Linked DNA regions of Mus musculus: all the other regions are linked to region 1. Evidence: chromatin loops called from intact Hi-C (ENCODE). Cell type or tissue: heart. All regions are shown on one strand.

What was found. Hi-C counts contacts between places; a loop is a spot of excess contacts. Peaks named below come from ENCODE experiments on the same cell type or tissue, not always from the same donor. Only the 100,000 strongest peaks of a DNase experiment are listed, where the experiment ranks them.
Region 2: a loop joins it to region 1, with 3 times the contacts of the local background. A loop is called at or near these places in 2 of 42 quality-filtered maps.
Region 3: a loop joins it to region 1, with 2.7 times the contacts of the local background. A loop is called at or near these places in 2 of 42 quality-filtered maps.
Region 4: a loop joins it to region 1, with 4 times the contacts of the local background. A loop is called at or near these places in 5 of 42 quality-filtered maps.
Region 5: it touches region 1 in a loop (7-fold over the local background); 18 of 42 quality-filtered maps call a loop at or near these places.

What each region holds. Positions count from the first base shown.
Region 1 is chr4:141,788,013-141,793,012 of GRCm38, reverse strand. It overlaps Dnajc16 (DnaJ heat shock protein family (Hsp40) member C16), which reads left to right and starts at 2,369. Exons shown (of 15, transcript NM_172338.2): 1 at 2,369-2,423; 2 at 3,940-4,124. The coding sequence starts at 3,958. In heart, a CTCF peak has its summit at 2,098; DNase peaks (open chromatin) are centred at 1,312 and 2,262; H3K4me3 peaks cover 1,798 bases; H3K27ac peaks cover 1,733 bases.
Region 2 is chr4:141,135,618-141,140,617 of GRCm38, reverse strand. Szrd1 (SUZ RNA binding domain containing 1) reads left to right here and starts at 822. Exons shown (of 4, transcript NM_001025608.2): 1 at 822-926. The coding sequence starts at 876. In heart, CTCF peaks have their summits at 1,954 and 2,679; DNase peaks (open chromatin) are centred at 797 and 1,927; H3K4me3 peaks cover 2,038 bases; H3K27ac peaks cover 2,322 bases.
Region 3 is chr4:141,144,986-141,149,985 of GRCm38, reverse strand. It overlaps Fbxo42 (F-box protein 42), which reads right to left and starts at 2,064. Exons shown (of 10, transcript NM_172518.3): 1 at 1,807-2,064. In heart, CTCF peaks have their summits at 1,343 and 2,154; DNase peaks (open chromatin) are centred at 1,605 and 2,085; H3K4me3 peaks cover 2,746 bases; H3K27ac peaks cover 2,306 bases.
Region 4 is chr4:141,661,464-141,666,463 of GRCm38, reverse strand. Plekhm2 (pleckstrin homology domain containing, family M (with RUN domain) member 2) reads left to right here and starts at 2,318. Exons shown (of 20, transcript NM_001033150.2): 1 at 2,318-2,603. The coding sequence starts at 2,544. In heart, no CTCF peak of the experiment used is centred here; DNase peaks (open chromatin) are centred at 2,273 and 2,843; H3K4me3 peaks cover 2,136 bases; H3K27ac peaks cover 1,861 bases.
Region 5 is chr4:141,720,553-141,725,552 of GRCm38, reverse strand. It overlaps Ddi2 (DNA-damage inducible protein 2), which reads left to right and starts at 2,134. Exons shown (of 10, transcript NM_001017966.2): 1 at 2,134-2,496. The coding sequence starts at 2,359. In heart, no CTCF peak of the experiment used is centred here; DNase peaks (open chromatin) are centred at 752 and 2,082; H3K4me3 peaks cover 3,155 bases; H3K27ac peaks cover 1,758 bases.

The DNA of each region.
Region 1 (5,000 bases):
AGGAATCTAATCCTATGTTCTCTCAGTTTTGTACCACTTATTTCCACGACTTAAAAAGTAATTGAAATAACTGGAGAGATGGCTCAGCGGTTAAGAACACCAACTGCTATTCTGAAGGTCATGAGTTCAAATCCCAGCAACCACATGGTGGTTCAACAACCATCTGTATTGAGAAATGACACCCTCTTCTGATGTCTGAAGACAGCTACAGTGTACTTACATGTAATAAATAAATAAATCTTTAAAAAAAGTAATTGAACAAGGTCTGAAGAGATGGATGGTTCAGGGTAAAGAGGACCAGCTGTTCTTCCAGAGGTCCTGAGTTCAAATCCCAGCCACCACATAGTGGTTTACAACCATCTGTAATGGGATCTGATTCCCTCTGTGCATGAAGACAGAGTGCTCATATATGCATTAACTAATTAAACACATTTTTAAAAAAGTAATTGGGCATTGTGCTAGCCCCTTACGCTATTCTCTCTGCTAGCCTTATGCCACATTCCTGACAGGGATATAGTTATTCCTTGATGACAGCTGTAGACATGTGTCAGGGATCTCACAGCGTGACCAGAACCAGAATAGACTCATAGCCAAGAATCCACCTTGGAATATGTCAAACGATAATATTACACTTGTTTCCTGATTTGGGCATCAGTCAACATTTCCTTCCATAAAATAGGATGTACACTCGGGAGGAGCAGCTGAGGTGAATTTACAAACAGGAAATCTGGGGAGAGCAGTAATGAGAAACTCAAAGGGGGTTAGTTGCCCCAAAGTAAAGGAGATTCACCACGTTGGCTAAAACTGGCTTGTTTGGGGATTTGGCAGTTATCCCTGCCACCTGATTTCTCAGACTGTTAAATAACCTAGTTTCAGCTTGGTAAAAATAAACATGAGTGAGTGCAAATTGGTCTGCTGGTGCCAGTGCAGAAAATCAATCCAAAACACAGGTATAGTATAGGTCACTCGAGCAGCAAAGCCTTAGGCACAGACCAATATTCAGCTCTGCGACAGCGCATTCGCCTAGCATGCACGAGAGGCGGGGGGGGGGGGGGGGATGACGATGATAGGCTTTAGCTTCATTTTTTATTTATTTTGCAACTAACTATTCAAATATTTACTGGCAGCTTGTACAAACCAAGGTCTGTGCAGACAGTGATACAATGCTGAACAAGAAAAGTGTGAGACTCTACCTGCAGGAGCTTACCTGAAAGAGCTCTACCTGAAAGAGCCCAAAGAACAACGATATACACTAAATGTATAGAAGAGAGAGCCAGGCATGGTAGTGCAGACTTTTAATCCCGGCACTCTTTGAGGAGGCAGAGGCAGGCAGATCTCCTGAGTTTGAGACCACCCTGATTCACCTAGTAAGTTCCAGGCCAGCGAGGATTACACGGTGAGACCCTGTCTCAAAAGCAAACAACAAAAACAGCATGCTAGGTAAGTGTTTTAGAAACCGATTACATAAGAACTCACTCAACACGAGGCATGGAATAGAAAATACATCAAGAGCCCTTGGTCACGGGCGCAAAAAAAAAAAAAAAAAATGTCAGCCTTATTCACCACGCCCTCTTCCCTCGGTTCTTTTGTTTGTTTGTTTGTTTGTTTGTTTGCTTGTTTGTTTGTTTTTTCAAGACAGGGTTTCTCTGTACAGTCCTGGCTGTCCTGGAACTCACTTTGTAGACCAGGCTGGCCTCGAACTCAAATATCCACCTGCCTCTGCCTCCCAAGTGCTGGGATTAAAGGCGTGCGCAACCACGCCCGTCTTTCCCTCAGTTCTTGTCCAAATTCCAGTCTAGAACATCCTTGGGTTGATGTACTGAATTTGGAGCCTTGGATTCTAAGCTTCGGGCAAGTCTTTGGCCCTCTCCGAACTTCAGTATATGAAGAGGTTGAACTAGGAAGAATCCCTAAGGTCGCCTCAAACGCTGACGCTCTAGGATTCTATGAATAGGGTCAAAGTGAACTGGGACCAGCGACTGCGTCCCCGTCCTAGCAACAGTTGCTAGATGTGGGCCATCTTCTGGCAACCAGTGGAAACCCCTCCCCGGTTCCGGGAGGTCTTCCTGGTATCCCGTGATGCATAGCGACTCCGCCTCGCTAGAAGGCACGTTCTGGCCTCGCTAGTCAAGAGCAAGCTTTCAGACCCAGCCAGAGAGCGCTCTCCGTTCCTATAGCAACTGCGCCAGATCCAGGTGCCTACGGTGACCGTCAAGGCCAAAATAGGTTCATCGCGTGTGCGGCCTAAACCGGTCTGTGCGCGCGTCGCAGGCGTGGGGTCTTTAAGTGACACGTGACTGCCCCGGGCCTGGGCCCCGCCTCCTTCCCCTCCCCAGGTTCTCTGGTGTGGACTGGAAGCGCCGGCCCCGGCGGATTCACTGGAGCACGGACGCTGCGGCCGGTTGGGCCGGTGCCCTTTCCCGGTAACTCCTTCCCGGCTTGACGCGCGAGCGTGGCGGGGCCTTGCAAGCTGGGGGATCTCCCGTCAGATCCTCCGCGTCCTCAGCCCGCGCTGGGCCCCGGGGGGCCCCGGGAGCCGACAGGAACCGGGGCGGCGGGGGAGGGGGCCGCCTCCCGGAAGGTCGTAACCCGGGCGGGCGCCCGAGTCGGGACTTGGTCCTGCGGAGCGTCTGGGGAGCCTCCGCCGCCTGCGCTTGGGGACGCCGAGGGCTACCTGTTGGCCAGCGCGTCCCCAATCCTGTGGCCGGCCCCCTGGAGCTGGAGAACGTCAGCCAAAAATTGTCCCCACCTCACCCACTCCCGCAGCAGACACTTCACCCACCCTGCCTGTGGATTCTGCTTAGTAAACCCCTTACCCACTTTACTGTACCCCATCCCCATAAAGATCCTGCTAGGTGCTGGTGTTCAGTCACACCCTATCAGCAAGAACACAGGTTTAGGTCCTAGAATGGTGGTGGACAGCCCCCCACCCCCGCAATCTGATCCCCAATCTGGGTGAGTTTAGCCAGTACCTCAGAACAGGCTGTCTTAAAAGAGAAACAGGAACTGGCTTGCTTGTGGATTTTACTTAGCATGTGTGCAGTTCTAAACAGTGGTCAACTGTTTATAAAGACTCCCAAGCAGGGTTTATGGCTTGCACTTGTCAAAATCCACCCCCCCTGAGTAAGGTGTCAGCCACTGAACCTTACTAAACACTGTGAGGTCAAGATAAATGGACCCATGAAACCAGCATATGGTATAAAAGATCACAGCCCCCTGTGTGAGTGTGTGTATCTCCAGGTCCACGCTATCTCCTTATCAACCAGCCAGGATTATTCCAAAACCCACACTGAGTTCTACCCCTCAGCTGAGTTGTAGTTTAAAACATTTTAAAGCCGTGCCTATTCTTCTAGTCTTTCCTGTTCTCTTTAGATAAGAAACTGGATTCTTAATAATAGCAGACTTCTGAATATTAATGCACAGTTATTTTAAGGTGTTTTACTTTCATGTCTATTTAGTGTCCAGAAATGCCACAATGATCCTAGAATGTAATTTAGTACATGAGAAATCATGATGAGTTTGTGAGCTAATTTGACCCGTTCTCAGCTACTCTGAAGCCAATTATTTTAAGTTTATTGTTATGATAGATGAAATGGTGCATTTGAGATATCCTCTCCTGGATATCCTAGATATATTCTCAGAGTCACCACTTGTTTCAGAGCATTCATTTCCAGTAATTTTAAAAGGACTTTTCTAATCTATTAATCTATTATGACTTGTCTTTTTTTTTTTAATTCATAATAGTTCTTGTGTGTGATATTCAAAAATAGTGGTCTTTTTTGTTTTAAAGATAGGGTCAACTAGATTGACACATTCCCTCTTAAAAAAAAAAAATCTCGTGTTTAGCTCTCATTTGAACATCTTTATTCCCTACCTTAAGAAGCATGACCATTCAAGTTCCTGTCTCTTGAACTTAAAACTACCTCTTGATCATTTCAGCTCTGGGAAGGAAGAGAGATGGAATTGAAAAGGTTGGGCGTGTCCTGGCGATTCTTGATGGTTCTGGTTCTGATCCTGCAAAGCCTGTCTGCATTGGATTTTGACCCATACAGAGTCCTAGGGGTCAGCCGCACGGCCAGTCAGGCTGACATTAAAAAGGCATATAAGAAGCTCGCTCGGGAATGGTAGGTGAACCCAAGAACGGAAGTTTAACGTCCGCTAGGCAGTCAGCAGGTGGCTGAAGCCTCAATGAGGGTGACTTGTCTGTCTCTGCGTTGAGTGTATTTGTAGAACCGCCTAGAGTATTGAGGCTAGAGCAAATACGGAAGCAAGGCGGTGAGCGACGCTCCTGTGCTATGTAGAGGATTTCTGGTCCTTAAACATATTTTTCCTTTGTGTGTGAGGGAGTTCGTGTTTGTATGTTGGGGCAGGGGGAGGGTTTCTCTGGGTAGCTCTGGCTGTTCTGGAACTCACTTTGTATGTAGACCAGACTGACTTTGAACTCAGAGATTTGCCCATCTCTGCCTCCCAAGTGCTAAGATTAAAGGCGTGTGCGTCACCACCCAGCTCTTTTGACTTGGGTTTTTGGTTCTTTTGGTAATACTTTATTTTTAATGATGTGTATATCTCAAAGGAGACTGCTGAACACACTGGAGATGGAGTTACAGGGAGTCGGGAATTGCTTGATGTGGGTACTGGAACCAAACCTTGGTCCTCTGGAAGAACAGCAAGTGCTCTCTTAACCACCGAGCCATCTCTCCAGCCCCTAGAAAGCAATTCTTTATGAGTATAAATGCTACAGGGAACATAGAGTTTTATTCTCTAAGTCTCTAAGCTTTTAAAATGTTTAGAATACATACTTTTGCCCTCCAATTTAATAGATTCAAGAAGCAAGTGTATTAGTTTTTAAAGACACCTTAAGAGAATTACCAGAACTTTTTGAGGCTTAGCATGTAGCCCCCCTGGCCTAGAACTCACTATGTAGAGCAGACTGGCCCTGAACTCACAGAGATTCCCCTGCCTCTCCAGTGCTAGGAGTGCTCCTGAGAGCAGCCACAATG
Region 2 (5,000 bases), 650 kb after region 1:
TCTTTTTTCCTCTCGAGACAGGGTTTCTCTGTGTAGCCCTGGCTGTCCTGGAACTCACTTTGTAGACCGGGCTGGCCTCCAACTCAGAAATCCGCCTGCCTCTGCCTCCTGAGTGCTGGGATTAAAGGCGTGCGCCACCACGTCCGGCCAAAGATGCTTTTTAATCCTTTCTTTAAGTATAGAAATGTCTCAAGAATGTTGTAAAACAGGGCTGGTGAGATGGCTCAGTGGGTAAGAGCACCCGACTGCTCTTCCAGACTGCTCTTCCAAAGGCCTGGAGTTCAAATCCCAGCAACCACATGGTGGCTCACAACCATCCTAACGAGATCTGATTCCCTCTTCTGGAGTGTCTGAAGACAGCTACAGTGTACTTACATATAAATAAATAAATCTTAGAAAAAAAAAAAAGTATGACTGGTTACCGGGTGTGGTGGCGCACACCTTAAAAAAAAAAAAAAATGCTGTAAAACAAACATGTGACCTGTAGCTTAGAAAAACTTAGACTCACTTTTTTTCTTTTGAGATTCAATTTTTGAAAAAAAAATTAATTTTCAATCATTGCCTGCCCTTAAGAAACGATGGTTCCAAAGCACACAGTTCCCGAACTGGAGCAGGTAACGTCACTTGAACTCTCTCATTCAGTAAACCAGCGAGCGTATTGACCTCATGAAAGATGGAGGCCGATCTGACTTCCCTGCCCTCTTCCAAGATGGCAGACCAGGCGAGTGGAGGACCTGGCCGGGCGCCTCTTCCGGGCTGGGGGAGGGGGCGTGGTCCATTGAGGAAAGCCCTGCGTGCCTCCGCCCGCGACTCAGGCGCGCTTCAAGGCGCAGGCGCGGGGAGGGGTTGGGGGAGGAGGGAAAGCGGCGAGTAAGATGGAAGATGAGGAGGTCGCTGAGAGCTGGGAGGAGGCGGCAGACAGCGGGGTAAGGAGGAGCTGCCGCCCCGCGGTAGGGCTGGGCGGACCTGGCGTGAGGGAAGCCTCCGGGGAGTGGGTCTGGGGAGAGTTTTCCCCAAGGAAGGGTCTCCCACGCCGGGCCGGAGGTGGAAGAGAGGCCCCCGGTCCCGGATCGCCGTGAAGGCCTCTTAAAGGGGCCGCGTTCCATTTCTCTCTCCACCTTTGCCGGGTGCCTCTCCGCCCAGCGGTGTGCGCTTCGCTCTGGGCGCCCCACCTTCTACCCCGGGGCAACTCTCTCTGGTCCCCCGCGCCCTAGGGACCATTTTAAAGTTCTTGAGCTCCGTCTGGTGAGGGAGGGGCTCGGGTGGAGTGCCTGGCTCGGAGGAAGAGCGGGAGGAGGCCCCGAGACAGCGGGGAGCAAGCGACCATGTGTCCTCTGGGACCACTGGGCTCTGGGCCGAAATCCCCCGCCGCTGTGCGCCTTCCGCCGCGGTGAGCGAGCCTGGTTTTTTCTCTTCCTTTCCCTTTTCCTCTTTCAGTTTTAGTCCGAGTTTTCCGGGGATCTCAGCAGAGCTCCCCTAAACTCTGCAAAGCATCTGCTCTTCCCCGGGACCCACCCTAAGATCTGCGCAGTGGGAAGGATCTCGGACTACGTTCTTCTGAGTGGAGGGAAGGGAAAGGAAGAAGGGTGTGATTTGTAAGATAGCCTCATGCCTGCGAGAAGGGGAGATTACCGATCGGTATGATGCGAGTGAGAGTTTTTGCTTGCCCCCAAAAGTTACAGGAAAAGGAAAAATTATCCCAAGTAGGAACTCCTCTATTAGATTCGTGATTCTCGTGGTAATTTCAGAGTTTGAGGTTCGAAGCTAACCCTCGTGGAGACGGAAATGTCTCTTTGGTGACCATGTGTCCGCGCCTGGGCTGGGCCGGGCTGGGCCGGGCCGGGCCGGGCCGGGCTGGGCTGGGCTGGGCTGGGCTCCGCTCCGGTGACATTCACCTCAAAAGTTTATGTGTGGGGAGTCACATATACTAGGATAGAGGAGGAGTTGGGTCTGTCTTCCCCTAGCGCTTCTAACCAGCACAGCAGTGGTGTATCTTCACAGGAATGTTGAAACTTGGCCTCGAAGTTTTTTCCGCTAGTTCAGCATTTCTCGAAAGATTGGTGATGCTTTTCGACTTAGCATTAACGAGCCTTGGAAGGCCTGCTTGGTTCAGCGATTATTTAATAGAGGTTTAAGGTACATTCCCCTTGAATCAAGAAAGTGTGTGTTTGTTTGGTTTTGGTGTTTTTGAGACAAGATCTCTATATAGCCCTGGCTTTTCTGGAATTCACCAGGTAGACCAGGCTGGCCTCAAAATCACAGAGGTCTCCCTGCCTCTGCCTTCAGAGTGCTAGGATTAAAGGCGTGCGCCACCACACTCAACAAATAAGATTTTTATAGAGACTAACAGGTGTCGCTTAGGTATTTATTCACTCCACCTATATTTTTTGAGTGTGTGCTGCCTGTTAGGAAGTGTGTGCAGGGGCTGGTGAGATGGCTCAGCGGTTAAGAGCACTGACTGCTCTTCCAAAGGTCCTGAGTTCAAATCCCAGCAACCACATGGTGGCTCACAACCATCCGTAACGAAATCTGATGCCCTCTTCTGGAGTGTCTGAAGACAGCTACAGTGTATTTACATATAATAAATAAATAAATATTAAAAAAAAAAAGGAAGTGTGTGCAATAGTGACTTCTGCCAGAAAATGCACAATTTCCGGTAGAGGCATTTATGGCCTGCCACTAGGAGGAGTGTCTCCCAAATGCCCCTCATGTCACCTGTATTTAAAAAAAAAATAGGAAAGGAAAAAAAAACTGTTTTTTTTTTCTTCTTCTGATTTTATTTATTTATTTAGAAAAGAATGGGTTTCCAAACCCTGGTTTTTACAGCTTTCATGTAACCCTGGCTGTCCTGGAATTAGCTCTGTTGACCAGCTAGTCTGGAAACCACAGAGCACTGCCTGCTTGTGTGTTGGGATTGGAAGCAGGCGCCACTACTCCCAGAGAAAGTGAGGATGTGTATTCTCTGCTCGTGGACTCGTGGATGTGTGGGTGCCCGGGGATGCTAGAAGCCGTAGGATCCTCTGTAGCTGGGTTACAGACCTCTGTGAGCCATTGATGGGAGTGCCGGGACGGAAACTCCAGCCTTCTGTAAGAGCAGTGGGCACTTCTTTACCCCTCAGCCATCCCTCCAGACTCCAGACACTGCCCTACATTTTTAATATGTTTGCTTTAATGTGTTTGGTTTTTGGTTTTGGTTTTTTTTTTGGTTTTGATTTTTTTTTTTTTTTTTTTTGAGACAGAGACTCATAGTTACTGTCCATTCATTGTGAAGAGACACCGTCTGACCAAGGCAGTGCCTGTAGAGTCTCAAAAACTGGAGAGCAAGCATTCAAACTTAAGAGTCTATGGGAGTTGTTCTCATTGAAACCACCACATAAGGTCTCCCTGTGTAGCTCTGACTGGCTACACAGTCACTGTGTGGGTTTGGTTCTCCATAAACTCTTAAGGAGTTTGAAGCCTCCCAGGTACCCGGCTTCGGGTCTTTATTTGAAGATGTGCTGTTTGTGAATGTCAGGCTTTACACTGTAGCTCAGGCTGGCCTCAAATGCAGACAGAGCCTAGTATTCAGACTCAGCCTTCCAGATGCTGGCACTATAGACATCTCCACGCCTGGCCTCTCAAGACTGTCATGAATTCGATTCCCTTGAGTAATGCCAATGTGTTTGGCATGAAGGAGGAGGGGGAGGGGGAGCAGCATGCTCTCTGCATGCATCCAGTTGACTCTCTGTGTCTTTGAGGTGCGGGTGGTGGCTGGCGTGAACATTCTTGGCTTTACATTATCCTGTCTCCCTTCCCTTCCCTCCCCTCAATGAGTTTCAAATGTGCCCACCCTCCAAAAAGAAAGGCCTAAACAAACAAGCAACCAGAAGAAACCTTGGGTGGAAGCAGAGGCTCAGTGACTGGGAGTTGGCTGGGTGGAAGCTGAGTGACCAGGCTCTGCAGACCCAGCGGGATCCCTGCCCTCCAGCACAACAGAGCTGGCTCAGGAGCTGACGTCAGGCTTTCCCTTGAGTACCCAGGGTAGGGTATGGTGGTCCACTGATGGGAGGGCCGGCTTGAAGGATCACCTCAGGTGGGTTTTTAACCAGGCTGCAGCTCATCTGCGTGCAATCGTTCCTTTGCGAGTTTCCTTCAGAGAGGCTAGAACCACACTCTAAAGACAGTCCAGAGAGTATAATTTACCTTTCACCAAGACTTGCTTCTTTTAAAATGTGCCCGGTGGGGATGTGAAAACTTAGAATTGAGTCATGGTTGATTCAGGCCTATTGATAGGGAGTGCCCTGAGGGTCAGGCCTGGGGCCCTGTGCATGCTGAGCACAGGCACCACCTGAGGTGACTCCTGCTTCCGACTTTGACCTGTGGCCTCTATCTTCAGCAAGTCTCAAATGGCGATGAGAGCAGTTTGTAATTGGAAGACATCTTCCTGCTCCAGAAAGTAGATCAGCAGTTGGTTTTCAAGGCGGGATTTCTCTGTGTAGCCCTGGCTATCCTGGAACTCACTCTGTAGACCAGAGTGTCCTCAAACTCAGAGATCCACTTGCTTTGCTGAGATTGAAGATGTGTGCCACCACACTCAGCTTGGGTTCTGATGGTTTGAAGCTAGTTATACACGCCACTTGTTTAGACAAAAGAAATATGATGTGGAAATGGCCTATCTCCTCTTGTTGATAAAACACCCCAGCTAGAAAAGGTGGTGACAGTGGAGCTAGGCTGGTGGCTGTAATGCACTGCCGCCTCTCCCTGGATCCCTAGGGTTTCCTTTGATTTTTTTTTCCCCCTCAAATTAAGCAGCTAACAGGAAGAACATTTTTTTTTTTGTTTGTTTGTTGTTGGTTTTTTTTTTTTTTTTTTGTTTTTCGAGACAGGGTTTCTCTGTATAGCCCTGGCTGTCCTGGAACTCATTTTGTAAACCAGGCTGGCCTCGAACTCAGAAATCCGCCTGCCTCTGCCTCCTGAGTGCTGGGACTAAAAGCGTGCACCATCACGCCCAGCCTTAAGCT
Region 3 (5,000 bases), 640 kb after region 1:
CCAAACAAACAAACATGCCATCCTTTGCAGTTTTCCTGAGCTTTCTCATGTTGCACCTGAGACACGTAAGGAAACAAGCCGAAATGCTGTGCAGTGAATGATGTCCCAGCATTCCACCAAAACCTGATGCTGTAGTACAGCGGTGAGACAGATGGGGGGGGTAGGGGGGGAGAGACATGACATGATGTCAAACCACCACTGATTCCACAATCCTCTATTAGCAAAATAATAGGCAGAGTGGCCCTCTGAGTCCCTACTCCTGGCTCAACATACATCTTTAGTTAAGATACTAAGGAGATCTACACACTTCTATAAAAAAGAAAACGGATTTAAGAAAGGGAAAAATGGTCAAAGAGCTAGCTAATATTAAATGAACTAATTGCCATCTTAACTTAATACTTGTCACTAAGGGGAAGTGCATACATAAAGCTCTCACGGTTCAATGTAGAATGAATGCTATAGTAAATTGGGCTTATTTCTTAAGCAAACAGCTACGGGATATAAACTGATTATCATGCAACAGAAAGGACACCCGACCAGACTAGACAATTGAATACTCTCTGTCAGAAATATGACACAAGGGGCATCCCTGTCCAGCTTAAGAGCTACAGACTGAATTCTAAGTGATGGTATCTCTTCGCCAATTTATCCTTGTCCCTTTAAATCCATGATGTCATCATTCTTAAACACAAGCAAAACCCGATGTGTTACAAAAGACGTTTGGTGTGTCCAAGCAAAAGAGATGGCCCCGACAATTCACAACAGCACAAATCCATGTGAAGCCATTCTTGCTCCATGAAAAGGCCACCCGGCATCAAACATCTTCTCTACCCTAAAGAAATGAAACTAAAGACTCTCAATTACTACCACTTAAACAACAACAAAAAAGTTCCGAGAAAAATAAATAAATAACAAAAATAATCGAGTGTTGCCTCCGGCAAGTGAAACCCAGTAATGTGTCTGTCTGGTTCTGTATCTTAGATCCATCGGAACGCTGCCACTGTAAAGTCCAAACGCTTTGGCAACTGAGAAACGAAACATGGCTTTTCCTACTAAAACTCCGAGGATCCAACAGACAAAGCAACCGGCTTATTCCAAAGGTTTCCAACCAACTCCAGCATCTCAAGTTTTCTCAGCTGAAGCTACCAGGCTCTCTCACCTAATTGTGGTTTTCTTGATTTACAAACTCGTTGCCACCCTCCACGGACAATTCTCACCGGGGCAAGCCTTCTTCAGTCACAACGTGGACTGCTGTCTCCAGCCAGGAGAGCTGCAGTTCCCACTAAGAGAACACTCAGACGGCTAGGGGTCAGGGAAGGAACTGCTTGTGTTTTATTTCGTCAGCCGATTCCCCAAAAAAATCATCTCTTGGGCAGCTGCAGCTTCTGAGACGCCCGCCGGCCCCCTCGCCGCAGCCCCAATTCAGGAGGGCAGCAAGCGGGCTCCCGCTCTTCACCGAGGACTTCAGGGTTTCAGGGGGCGGGGTGAGGCTCCATGACACCCCGAAAGCCATTCTCCACCCCCTGACCGCGCATCCTTTCCCGGCCTGGAGGAGGACCCGGACCACCCTGCTGAGGAGAGGGCACAGGTCTGCGCCCATCCCGAGAGCTGGCTGCAAAGGGGCGCACGTCCCCACCTTAGCCTGGGAAGCCGAGGATGACGACAGCAAGACCCCAGGCCCGCCAAGACCCACGCCCGCGCAGGACACGGGGCCCGCGCCGGACTCGGGGTGCCCCGGGGTCCCCGGGCATGAAGCGCAAGAGGCGTCGGCGCCTGGCCGCGGCCCCGCACCGGGAGAGGCCTCACCTGGCCCAGACCGCTCCGCGCTCTCGGTTTCGCGTCTCCGGCGACGGTGGCGAAGGAGCCAGGGCCGGGGCCAGAGCACAGCCGCTCTGCCTCAGGCCGGTGCTTGCTGTGCTCGGGGGATCTTCACCGCTGGCGGAACCCGGGGTCGCCCGGAGCCGCCATCTTCCTCCACTCAAACGCCGCCGCGGCTACCACCGCCGCCGCCGCCGTCCCTGATGCCACCGCCGCTGCTGCTCAGACCGGGAGACGACAGCGCGCAGTGCGCATGCGCTGAGGCGGGGCGCGGAGGAAGCGCGCGCGCGCGCACACACGTCAGCGTGACCGGCCTTCCGCGCGGCGGCCGCTGGGCGGCGCCATATTGAGAAGGGCCGAGGGCGCGGAGCTTTCTAGGACTCTTATCAGGATCGGCGCGGCTGAGCGCTGGTATCTGAGCTGTTTTTCCGATTGTTTGATAGTGCAGACTTAGATTAAGGCACTTGTGCCCCCAGGTACCCACGGGTTGAGCGTAGAGAAAGGGCAATGGGGAACGGAAGTGCCTTTTAGATATCCCCAGGGAGAGGAAGCTCCCGGCGTTGGAGCCTCTGGAAACTGTAGCAGCAGCTATGTTGCTACCAACTTTAAAAAAAAAAAAAAAAAAGAGGAAACCCAGTCTCAAAACTCCCGGTGTAGAGCGGAGCCTGGGAGGAAACAAGCCTGTGTGTTTCTCTGTGCTTCCCAGTGTGGCCATCACCGAGGAGTGGGGTCCCGCTCCCACAAAAGAGTCTCACTTCAAGAAAGCTGTGTGTAGGTGAGAACCTTCTAGAACCCATCCCTGCAGATGTGGTTTAAGGAAATGCCAGACATAGAGAGCTCAAGCTCTTGTGCAATTGGAGCATTCTGAGACATCAAGCGAATAGCCCTGGGATAAAGTAGACCTAGGCTTGTATAGCCCGTGAGACGTGGTACTAGGTCAAAAGTACCACGAGGCTTGGTGACACTCCTTTAAGTCCAGTTATGCAGGAGGTTTAAGGGCGAGAATTGCTTGATCCAGGAGTTTGAATCTACTTTGAGGAACCTCAATCTAAAAAAAACATTTATGTTCCTCATATAAACATTAGAAAAAACTCTGGCACGCAGTAAGTGAGAAACTAAGAAATTCCATTGCCCTGGCATGGTGGTTGACTATTAATCCCAGCACTTGGGAAGCAGAGGTAAGTAGATTTCTGAGTTCAAGGCCAGCATGGTCTACATAATGAGACCCTGTCTCAAAGAAAAAGAGAAAGAAGTCTTGGCTTGCAAAATGGCTCAGCAGGTAAGGGTGCTTCCCCCAAGCTTGAAGACCCGAGTTCAATGCCTAGAACCTACATGATGGAGGGAGAAAACCAATGCCAACTCCCACAGTTTCCACCCTGATCTTCATTCTCAAACAATGACACTTGTGAACATACATACAGTAAATATTGCGTGTGCCTGAGCATATCTTGTGCACCACGTGTGTGGGTGCCCTTAGAGGCTAGTAGAGGGTGTCAGATCCCCTGGAACTGGAATTATAGGCAGTTGTGACCCTACCACCGCCATGTGGGTGCTAGGGATTGAACCTGGGTGGTCCTGCAAGAGCAGTACATGTCTTGACCGTCTCTCCAGCCCTGTAATCTAAGTTATAACATGTTCTAAGAACTCACGCTAGGTTGAGATAGCCCAGCAATAAGAATCTGTTTACCGTCAGGCATGGTGGTGCATGCCTTTAATCCCAGCACTTGGGAGGCAGAGGCAGGTGGATTTCTGAGTACGAGGCCAGCCTGGTCTACAGAGTGAGTTCCAGGACAGCCAGGGCTACACAGAGAAACCCTGTCTAGAAAAACAAAAAAAAAGAGAATCTGCTTACCCCTCTCTAGAAGACCTACATTCATGTGCCAGCACCTACAAGCTACTCACAACTGTCTAATACCAGCTCCAGGGGGTCTGACACCCTATTTGACCTCTTTGGGCACCCACCCACACAGCACACACACACTCAAGCATAGATAAAAACAAAATCTAAATATATATATGTATATATATTAAAACAAGGCTGCTACTGGCCTATGGTGGCACACACCTTTAATGACAGCACTCAGAAGGCAGAGACAGGTGAATCTCTGGGTTTGAGGCCAGCCAGGTGTACAGAGTAAGTTCCAGGACAACCAGAGCTCTTCCACAAAGAAGCGCTGACTTGGGGTACAGGTGGGGAGAATTGCTAGGTCATGTTAGAGTTCAAATACAGAACCATTTTACCCTTAGCTCAAAGATAGGCGGGAGTTTTGTTGCTTTGACGAAAAGCTTTATCATTAATATCCATCATATATAGACTAGTACCCAGCGGAGACTCACTGAATATATGTTGAATAAAAGAATGAACTGGAGCCGGGCGTGGTGGTGCACGCCTTTAATCCCAGCACTAGGGAGGCAGAGGCAGGCGGATTTCTGAGTTCGAGGCCAGCCTGGTCTACAGAGTGAGTTCCAAGACAGCCAGGGCTATACAGAGAAACCCTGTCTCGAAAAACCAAAATAAATAAATAAATAATAATTAAAAAAAAAAAAGAATGAACTGGGAATTTGAGAACTAAGAGGGGATTCAGCGGATGCATGTTTAGTGAACACCTACTATGCACCAGAGTGCAGATGCATGTTTAGTGAACACCTACTATGCACCAGAGTGCGGATGCATGTTTAGTGAACGCCTACTATGCACCAGAGTGCGGATGCATGTTTAGTGAACGCCTACTATGCACCAGAGTGCGGATGCATGTTTAGTGAACGCCTACTATGCACCAGAGTGCGGATGCATGTTTAGTGAACGCCTACTATGCACCAGAGTGCGGATGCATGTTTAGTGAACGCCTACTATGCACCAGAGTGCGGATGCATGTTTAGTGAACGCCTACTATGCACCAGAGTGCGGATGCATGTTTAGTGAACGCCTGCTATGCACCAGAGTGCGGATGCATGTTTAGTGAACAGCTACTATGCACCAGAGGGCGTGCCATATCTGTCTGTTTGTGGTTTTCTGTTTGAGATAGAGTCTCACAGTGAAGTCCTAATTTGCCTGGAGCTCTCTTTGTAGACTAGGCTGGCCTCCAACTCACAGAGATGTACTCAACGTCTACCTCCCATGTACTGGGATCAAAGGTATTTGCCATCATACCCAGCCCATCTGGAGGGTTTTTGAGAGAATT
Region 4 (5,000 bases), 130 kb after region 1:
GGAAGAAAGGAAAAGGAAAGGAAAGGAAAGGAAAGGAAAGGAAAGGAAAGGAAAAAGGAAAGGAAAGGAAAGGAAAGGAAAGGAAAGGAAAGGAAAGGAAAGGAAAGGAAAAAGGAAAGGAAAGGAAAGGAAAGGAAAGGAAAGGAAAGGAAAAAGGAAAGGAAAGGAAAGGAAAGGAAAGGAAAGGAAAGGAAAGGAAAGGAAAGGAAAGGAAAGGAAAGGAAATAAGACAAAAATTATAGGCATGGCTTAATGTTTTCGCTTGGGTTTTGTTGTTGTTTGCGACAGGATCTCAGTAGTAGCCCAGGCTGGCCTACAACTCACTGTGTAGCTGAGGATGGCTTGTAAGTCCTCCTGCCTTCGCTCCCCAAGTGCTGAGATGACAGGTGTGCACTGCCTGGCTAACACTTGGTTGTAGTATGGAGTCCTGCAGCCGCTAGCTAGGCCCCGAGTGGGAAGGAATGCAGGAATCCCAGGTTTTCTTTCCTTTTCCAGAGTTTATTTGATCCATTATCCAGTCCTAGAGAAACCAAACTTTAAAACTATCACATGGTCGGGCTCTCCTTGGAGGTCAGGAAAGGGGTGAGGTCCTCTGTTCCGTAGGCTGTAGATAGAATTAGTGCTTCCACGGGGGACTTTAGGGGTGAGTTCACGATTGAAGACTAGGGAGCCAGAAGGGAGAGTTTTGGTGTCTGAGAATTAAAGACTGGATTTATTGCTCTGTGAGGTTATGTTTATTTTGGGACCAAACTTAGAGAAGTGATCCAGGTAGGAATCAGAACCCAAGTGTAGATAGAGCTGGTGCCTTTGGGCAGGGCATGTGTTCAGTGAATTATGCTGGACTTGGGGCTGATGGAGGGAAGCCTGCAGTAGGATACAGTGGAGGGAGGTGTGTCCTTTGTTTGTTTGTTTGTTTTTTCGAGACAGGGTTTCTCTGTGTAGCCCTGGCTGTCCTGGAACTCATTCTGTAGACCAGGCTGGCCTCAAACTCGGAAATCCGCCTGCCTCTGCCTCCGGAATGCTGGGATTAAAGTGTGCGCCGCCACTGCCCGGCTTAGTCACCTTCCTATTGCTATGATGAAACACCATGACCAAAGCTACTTGGGGGTGGAGGAGGGGTTTATTTGGCTTACATGTCCCGAATTACAGTCTACTGAGGGATGCTAAGTCAGGAAGTCAAACCAGGCAAGAACCTGGAGGCAGGAGCTGATGGCTTGTCTTCCCCTACGTTGCTCAGCCTGCTTCCTTATAGAACCCAGGACCACCAGTCCAGGGATGGCACCACAATGGGCTGTGTTCCCTCCCACCCCCCATCAATCACTAATTAAGAAAATGTCATACAGCCTTATCTTATGGAGGCGTTTTCTCAACTGAGTTTTTCTCCTCTCAGATGAACCTAGCTTGTGTCCCTGGTCGAGCTGACACAAAACTAGCCAAGACAGAGGGTGTGAGGGCCGATAGGGAAGAGGGCTTGTTTTGGAAGTAGAAGATACCTTGAGAACGGTGAATTGGAGTGTTGGAGAGGATGGAGGGCTGAGCTCTGGCATCAGGGCAACGTTGGGTGCTGGAGTGGCTCTAGGCGGTCCAAACCTCGGAACCCTGGGGTGTGCGTGGAGCAGTTGGAAAGGAATAGGTAGGTGTCTCTGCCAGGCCAAGCCTTGTCTCCAGAGTCTCTCGAGTATTCGGGTATATCTGGGGCCCCTTGTGGGCAAGGGTGAGGAATGTCAGGTTTGGAATGAGGGAGGGGCCCCGTCTGTCCTGGTCCTGAGTGGGGTCTTCAAGGAGTTGGCCGGGTCCTGGAAGGAGAGCCTTTGAATGTTACAGGGAAGGGAAGTGTGGGCAAGGAGAGAGGGAGCAATATCTAAGGAGCTGGGGCAGTTTTTAGGCCCGTGCAGGGCCTTGCTGCAAGGGGTTAGGGGAACGACAACACGGACAATACGGTATCTCAGAGGAGCTGGGAGGGGGCCCGGGGTCTGTGAGGTTCCCGGGGTCTTTGAGCAGGGTGGCTCTGGAGATCGGTGAGCTCCCAGGGTCTCATGAGGAGTTTGTGCAGGATTGGGAAGTGGGAGGCGAAGTCTTTGAGTCCCAGCGTGTTTGAGGTCCCGAGGCTCTGCGGTGCCGGATCTATGCGATTCTGGCTCTGTGAGGTCCTGGGTCTATGCGATCCGGGCTGTGTGAGTCCCCTAGGTCTGCAGGTCCCCGGGGCTCCGGATCTCTGAGCTCCCAGGTCTCCATCGCCCCGGGTCTCGGAGGAGGCGGGCCCGCCTGGTCGCCGCCGTCCCTCCCGGCCGGTGCTGGCGCCGCCCCGCCTGACATCAGTTCCTGCGGCCGCGCAGGGCCCGCGTCTCCTTCCCGGCTCGGCGCTCGGGAGGCGGCGGCGGCGGAGCGAGGCCCGGGCGAGGCGAGGCGAGGCGAGACGAGGGCGGCGGGCGCCGGGGCCCGCGGCCGGCACGACGGAGCCCCCGCACGGCCGGCGGCAGCGGTTGGCGGCGGCCCCGGGCTCCCGGCGTGGGAAGCGGCGGCGGGGCGGCGGCGGCAGCGCCATGGAGCCGCGGGAGGTGAAGGACCGAATCCTGGAGAACATCTCGCTGTCGGTGAAGAAGGTGAGCGGCCTCCTTCGGCCCCGACCCCCTCCCCGGTCCCCGTCGCTAGTCCCCCCCGGGTCGCCTCCATGACCGGGACCCCGGGCCACTGTCGTCCTGGCGACCCTGGGCCCTGCTGGAGAAGCAGGCGACTCCCGGGAGCGCCGCGGCCTCCGAGCTATTTTTAAAGAACAAAGTTGAGGTCAGCGTCCTCGGAGCTCCCCGGTGCCCGAATCGGCCTTGTCTTCCCGCGACTGGCCCGTGACACCTCGGGAAGGCTGCGGGTAGGACGGGGCAGGGAGAGCATCCTCGAGGAATCCACTGCATCTTCCCTCCCTCCCTCGGGGCAAAGGCCGAGAACCAGCACCTGCTGGTCACCCCAGCTGTGCCCTGCGACATTGCTTGGGGACCCACGGAATCCCCAAGTCGTCCTAACTCCAGGATGGCAGTTTAGAAAAAAGCGAGTTACAGAGCTCTGAGTGAGGACCTGAGGTGTCTAGGGTTGTAGTTTTGGAAGGTAAGCCGTGGGACGGTGACACTATGACACTTTGGGTTGGGGCTTGTTAGTATTGGTCATTGCCCCAATTCCTGGTAGGAATGACTACCTGTCAAGGGCACGCACAGGGGTGAGGAGACAGGCCAGCCTCAGAAGGCTGGGTGTGGTGATGCATCTCTGTCATCCAGCACACAGGAGGCTAAAGCAGAGTCCTGAGGTCCAAGCTAGCCTGGACTACATAGTGAAACCGAAAAATAGAGGAGTGGGGAAGATTGACTAGCCTGCCTTCATGCTTTTTCTGTGTGTGTGTGTGTGTGTGTGTGTGTAACTATACTTTAGGAGCTGTGTGTGTGTCCGTATGTAAATGGGAGAGTGGAGGTCAGAGGTCAACTTTTGAGAATTGATTCTCTCCTATCCTGTTAATTCCAGTACTCAAACTCAATGTGTAAGTTTTGGCAGCAATGCCTTCACCCACTGAAGCATTTCTCTGGCCCTCTTCTTTCTTGCTTTTCTTTTCTTTTCTTTTCTTTTCTTTTCTTTTCTTTTCTTTTCTTTTCTTTTCTTTTCTAACAGTCTCACTATACAGACAAGGCTAACCTCAAACTCTCCCTCCAGAGTGCTGGCCTTAAAGATGAGTACCACACCGCCTGCCTCCTTTAGGGTTCTTTGTGCATAGAGGCACATGCCTTTGATCCCAGCATTTGAGAGGCAGAGTCAGGTGGGTTTCTATGAGTGTGAGGCCAGCCTGGTCTACATAGTGAGTTCCAGGACAGCCAGAGCTACATAGTGAGACTGTATCTTGAAGAAAAAACAAACAAACAAGAAAACCAAAACAAACAAACAAACAAAAAACAGAAAATAAAAAATAAAAAGGTTTCTGCTTCTAATAAGGCCTACTCCAAGAGAGGAAGCTAGTGGTGGCCATTTAGTTTGAAGGAAGCTGCGCAGTTCTAATTCTCTCTCTGAACAACTAGCCGGGTGCTGGCTCACACCTTTAATCCCAGCGCTCAGCTGCTAGAGGCAGGTGGATCTCTGCAAGTTCAAGGCCAGCCTGGTCTACAGAGGAGAGTGCTACCACAGGCAGGGAAGGCTAAATGAAGAAACCCTGTCTCTAAAAATAAAACCAAGGGCTGGAGAGATGGCTCACGGGTTAAGAGCACTGACTATTCAGGACAAAGGTCCTGAGTTCAAATCCCAGCAACCATGTGGTGGCTCCCAACCATCTGTAATGAGATCTGACGCCCTCTTCTGAAGACAGCTACAGTGTACTTAGATATAATAAGAAATAAATCTTTTTAAATTTTTTTAAATTTAATAAAATAAAACCAAAACAAACCAACCAACCAGAAACAAACAAACAAAAACCTCACAAAACAAAACAACAGCTAGAAAGTTCAGCTCCGGGGCTGGAGAGATGGCTCAGCAGTTAAGATCACTGACTTTTCTTCCAGAGGTCCTGAGTTCAATTCCCAGCAACCATACGGTGGCTCACAACCATCTGTAATGAGATCTGATGCCCTCTTCTGGTGTGTCTGAAGACAGCAACATGGTACTCATATTCATAAAATAAATAAACAGATTTAAAAAAAAAAAAAAGTTCAGCTCCCACCATAGACACCGAGGCTGAAGCAGCCATGGCAGACCTGGTAAGATGGCCAAAGCAGGGAAACTGGCTTGCAAGCCAGAGTTGGTGTGCAAACTGGATGACTTGGGTTCAATCTCCAGAACTCACGATGGAAAAAGTAAATTCAAAACAAAACAAAACAAAAAAAAATGCTGCTGGACAGATAGCCAGGTCAGTGGCTAAGAGCACTGGCCTCTTTTCCAGAGAATCTAAGTCAGGGTCCTAGCTCCTAAGCTGAGTGGCTAACTACCGCCTGTACACCAGCGCTGCATGCCTGTGTGCGTGTCTCCCTGCACCA
Region 5 (5,000 bases), 67 kb after region 1:
CTCTACACAATAAATTGCAGGGCTACACAGTGAGACACTCTCTCAAAAAAGGGTTGGGCTGCTAGAGAGATGGCTCAGCAGATAAGAGCACTGGCTGCCCTTCTAGAGGTTAGATCCAATTTAGTTCCCAGCACCCATATGTCAGCTCACAACGGCCATCGACTCCAGACCCAGGGAACCTGACATCCTTTTCCTCCTCACCAGCACTATCCATACTTGTGCTCAGACAAACATGCAGCCAATACACACATACATATAACAGGGTTTCTCTCTGTAGACCAGACTTCCCTGGAACTCATAGAGATCCACCTGCCTCTGCCTCCTCTCAAGTGCTGGGGTTAAAGATGTGCACCGCCACTGCCTGGTTTACAGTTTTAAATTTCTAAAGGAACAATTCATGCCACAATAAACATCTTGGTGCCCACTAACTGTGGAGACGCAATCACAGTGGGGTGATTGGAGTTCACATCCTGTGGGGCATCTGGCATCCTCACAAACCTTACTTAAGTTTCCTAACTCCATTTTGAAAGGCTCTCTAGCTGACATTTTCATTGCAATTTTCTTTTCGTTTGGCACAGCAGCTGGGCTTTCTGTCACGGATGCTTGATTTCAGCCCTGTCCTGTGGTCCCAGCGTCTCCACTTCTGTTTTTGTAAAAGTCTTGCGCCTATGTATTCTGTCTTTTCTGCAAAGTGAAGTTCTTGCAGCATCCACAGCCACCCTGCTTCCCATTTCCTTCCTGTTCTGCTGGAGGAGGCTCCTCGCTCCACGGAGCCAGGAGTGGAAATCCTTGTGCTTGTAGTGATCCTGCAGTCTCTGCTCCTGGATGATGGTGAAATGAACCAATTCAAGACAGATTAGCTCGTCGTAAATGCGGGTTTGTTGGGTTGGGAAGCTTCTGTCAGGAGGACGAATTCACTGGTCCCAAGGAAGGAGAGGAAGGAAGCCATATTAGTCGCCATGGGAAGGGAAAGGAGAAGAGGGAAAAGAAAGAAAGAAAGAAAGAAAGAAAGAAAGAAAGAAAGAAAGAAAGAAAGAGAGAAAGAGAGAAAGAAAGAAAGAGAATGGGGGTGGGGGGGAGAGAGAGACCAATGATATCATATATGATATGATATCTGTATTAAATGCAGAAGAGTCTCTGGGGGAAGGGCAGCTGAGTCCCTGCCAGGTAGGGACAGAGGGATGTCAGGAGAACCTTGAGCCTTTGATTTGTACAATGCATACCTCAGCCCCTAATCCAGGACTGGAAACCAAACACTCCTGAGTGCTGGGATTACAAATGTGGACCACCCTAGTGGGCCCGGGAGATGTTTTCGGATTTTTACCATTCTTGGTATCTACATCTTCTTATGAATTGAGTGGCCACTAAAATAACGACTGTTTCCCAAGTACTGTCTTTTTGTCCTGCTGAGGTTGAGCTTGGTCCTGGTAGGCAAGATGTCAACAAGGTATTTTATCTATACCATTAAAGTAAATTGTTCAGACTGGAACACTTATGATCCAGGCAGGCTTGGAATTTGCCAGCCTTCTGTTCACCCTCCTGAGTAGCTGGGATTACAGGTTTGCGCTACCAGTCCCAGTATACGGAGTAAATTCTAAACCGTACCCAGTAAACGTCCAGTGCTGGATGCAGTCTGAGAGTGAGTTAACTAAGAACTGTGCTGTGTGTGTGTGGCTGCCAGCGCAGCCATGCCAGCCCGCAGGCTGGGATGGGCCTCGAGCACAGCAAAGGATCTGGATTTTCGTCCTACATTCATTACCAAGTCGAAACCGAGTTAATATTACTGAAATGACAACTTCCATTACGAAAACTCTGTTTTAGAAAGATGTGCTTAATTTGTCTTTCAACCATTTTTATGCACACGCCATTCGCACAGTAGGTCCCCGTTGGATGACTAACTGGGACTGGGATCCTGGAATACTCCGGAGCTCAAGCATTAAATCGTGGGGTTCCCCCACCCCGCATCCCCATTCCTCCCTCCAGTCTCCCCAGCCCCGCCCTGCCCCACAGCCTAGCGTCGCGAAGGCTGCCGGCAGCCTGGCGCGCTTTACGGCCGTGGCGTTGCGACGGGGCGGGGCGCCGGGCGGGCGGCCCGCGAGCTTGACGGCAGCGGTGGGAGGCAGGCCGGCAGGCAGGCAGACGGCGTCGCAGGCGGGTGGCGGCGGCCGCGCTGGCTGCCGAGGGCGGGAGCGAGTGAGTCATTGCGCGCGTGTGAGGGAGGAAAGGAGCGAGCGAGCGAGCGAGCGAGCAGCCCGCGCCCGTCGCCCTCCCGCCGCTGCCGCCAGGTCTCCCCAGCCGCCGACTGCCTTCCGCCCAGCGCCCAGGCCGGGCCGAGTCGAGCCGGGTCGGGCCCGGGCCATGCTGCTCACCGTGTACTGTGTGCGGAGGGACCTCTCCGAGGTGACCTTTTCCCTCCAGGTCGACGCCGACTTCGAGCTGCACAACTTCCGCGCGCTGTGCGAGCTCGAGTCCGGCATCCCCGCCGCCGAGAGCCAGGTACGCCGGGGTGCGGCAGCGAGCGGGGGCCTCCGGCCGCTGTGGCCGGGGGCGGGGGGAGCTGGGGGCCGGCGGGGGCCGAGTCCTGCAGCCGCCCGTGGATGCACCCACTGCAGCTAGAGGGGCACGTGCGCGGGCGGGCAGCCCTCCCCACCTTCTGGCCTTCGGGAGCCTGGGTCCTCATCCGGGATCTCCTGACTTTCCGACCAGAAATACCAGTTTGGATCACTGGGAGAACGACGCCTGCCTGGGGTTCGCTTATTTGGACCGCTCCAATATGCGCAGTTTACTACCTGGGAGAATGCAGATTTGCGGTTGAAAGTGAGGGGAAAAAGTTTGAGACTCACTCTGCCATTGACGTCTCTGGAAATGCATACATTTTTGGTTAATTTATTATATATGTATACACACACACACATATATATATGTCATATATTAATTAAAGTAATGGTTAGGTTAACTCAGTCTGTCTGCTTCTCTCAGGCCAAAGCCCTCCTCCTTTCTGGGCCCAGTTTAGTTGGGTCAGTTCAAAGCTCAGTGCTTTCGAAGGATATTAGCTTGAAAATGGCCTACTGTCTGAAGACCCCCGAGGGATTCGGCGGCCAGGAGTTCAGCCTTCTCATGTTTTAACAAGAAAATATATTCTCAAAATGCTTTGGTGTCCTTAGTAGACTTCATCAAACAATAGGTGGACTATTTTGTAACCTTTGCACTAAATCCCTTAAGATTCTAACCAAAGTGGCCCCCGCTGGGTGTAGTCTAAACACCAGAAAATTATAGACAGCTCCCAAGGCCCCAGAATGTAAATCTTGATTTCCTTCTGCAATTATGAAATAGTTCCAAAAACTGTTGCCCAACGACTGCCTGTTCTGTCCTGACTTACGGTAAACTCTGCGTGTCAATATTGTGTTCAGAAGTACCATTCCTTCACACAATGTGAACTTTAGAACCTTGGCATGCAGCTCTTTCTGGAAGGATCTATTTTAGGGAAGGAGGTGTCACTCACATACGCGGTCTGGCAAAAGTTGGGAATAAACAGTTCCCCCAATTTCCACAGAAAAATTAACCCACAAAAACCTAGGACCCCATTCCTGTTGGTCAGCCTCCTCATACAGGTAGCAGGGGCAAGCTAGGACCAGGGAGTTTGGGGGGCTGGGGGAGATTTGACTTTTTAGAGGATTGATTAATTGCTGGTTGTTGTTTGTTTTGTTTTTAAGGCAGGTCTCACTATATAAAACACTGGCTCCCATCTACACTCAGAGATCCCTGTTGACTTTGCCTCCCAAATGTTTGGAGTTAAGGCCTGAGCCATCACAACCAGCTGCTTTTGGTTTTTGTTTGTTTGCTTTGGTTTTTTTTGTTGTTGTTGTTGGGTTTTTTGTTGTTGTTGTTGTTTTTGAGACAAGGTCTCAACTGTGGGGTCAAGGCTAGTCTCAGACAGCAGCCCTCCTGCTTCAGGCTCCTGTACAGCTGGGATTACAAGAATACACTATCATGCCCAAGTTCAGTTTTCAGTTTTGAAGTTTTTTTTAAAAATTTTTTTCAATTTTTGTGTGTGTGTGTGTGTGTGTGTGTGTGTAGGGTGTTTTGATGACCCAAGTTATAATTGCCAGCTGATGGGGAGTAATTTTAAGTTGAATTTGTTGGTAGGACTTGAGGTCTACAGAGGGTGAAGCTGTTTCTCTGCTGTTTCTCTTCCTCCATCCTGTGTGCACGTCATCCTAGCTAGCACTACCGCTGTCTTACACGCTCCCTGCCCAGCCCATTGCACTCCGATGTCTGCAGAAAATGTTAAGTAAACTAAAGGGGATAGCAGGCTGAATCATAATTGTATGGTTAAGGAGGGTTCAGTCTTTAGTCTGGAGTTTGAAGGGTACCATTTGAACAATTAGGCTAGCTCTAAGTTCTTCTCTAAGTAAATTCGGTGTTGACTTTCTTCCCAACCCAAATTGGCATGCAGAAACCCGGATTCCCAACAGTGGTAAGCCTGTATTAAATAGCTGTAAACAGCACCCTGTTTTTCAGGTTAGTGCTGTTGGCTCTATGTAACCTGACAACTCAGTGTCTATTTTAAGAGCTGATTTTTAAGTGGGGGGTCACTTGTCTAGTTCACTGGCTAGCCCCCCTCAGGCAGGAACAGGATCCACCCCAGACACTTGAGTCACTTCCTTTCATTGGATCATGAAAGTAAACATGATAGTCTTTTGTTTTTTAAGTCCTAGTCTGTTTGTCTTGAGCTCCCTAACCAGTTTTTCTGTTTTGTCCCTTCCTCTCAGCTTTCATTCAGTCTGTTTACTTGAGTTTCTTCCATTCCGGTCTCTTGGCTTGGCTTCAGAGTCCCACTTTAATCACATGTGCAGGTGGAGATGGTTTCTGTTCTAATTTATTATTCTCATGTTATATCTACTATAGCCCCGTAAGTGAAGTGTTTTCCACCCTGCTCACAGCACCTTATACATAAATGCCTGTTTTATGTATTAGGCATGTGTGCGCACAGTCAGCTG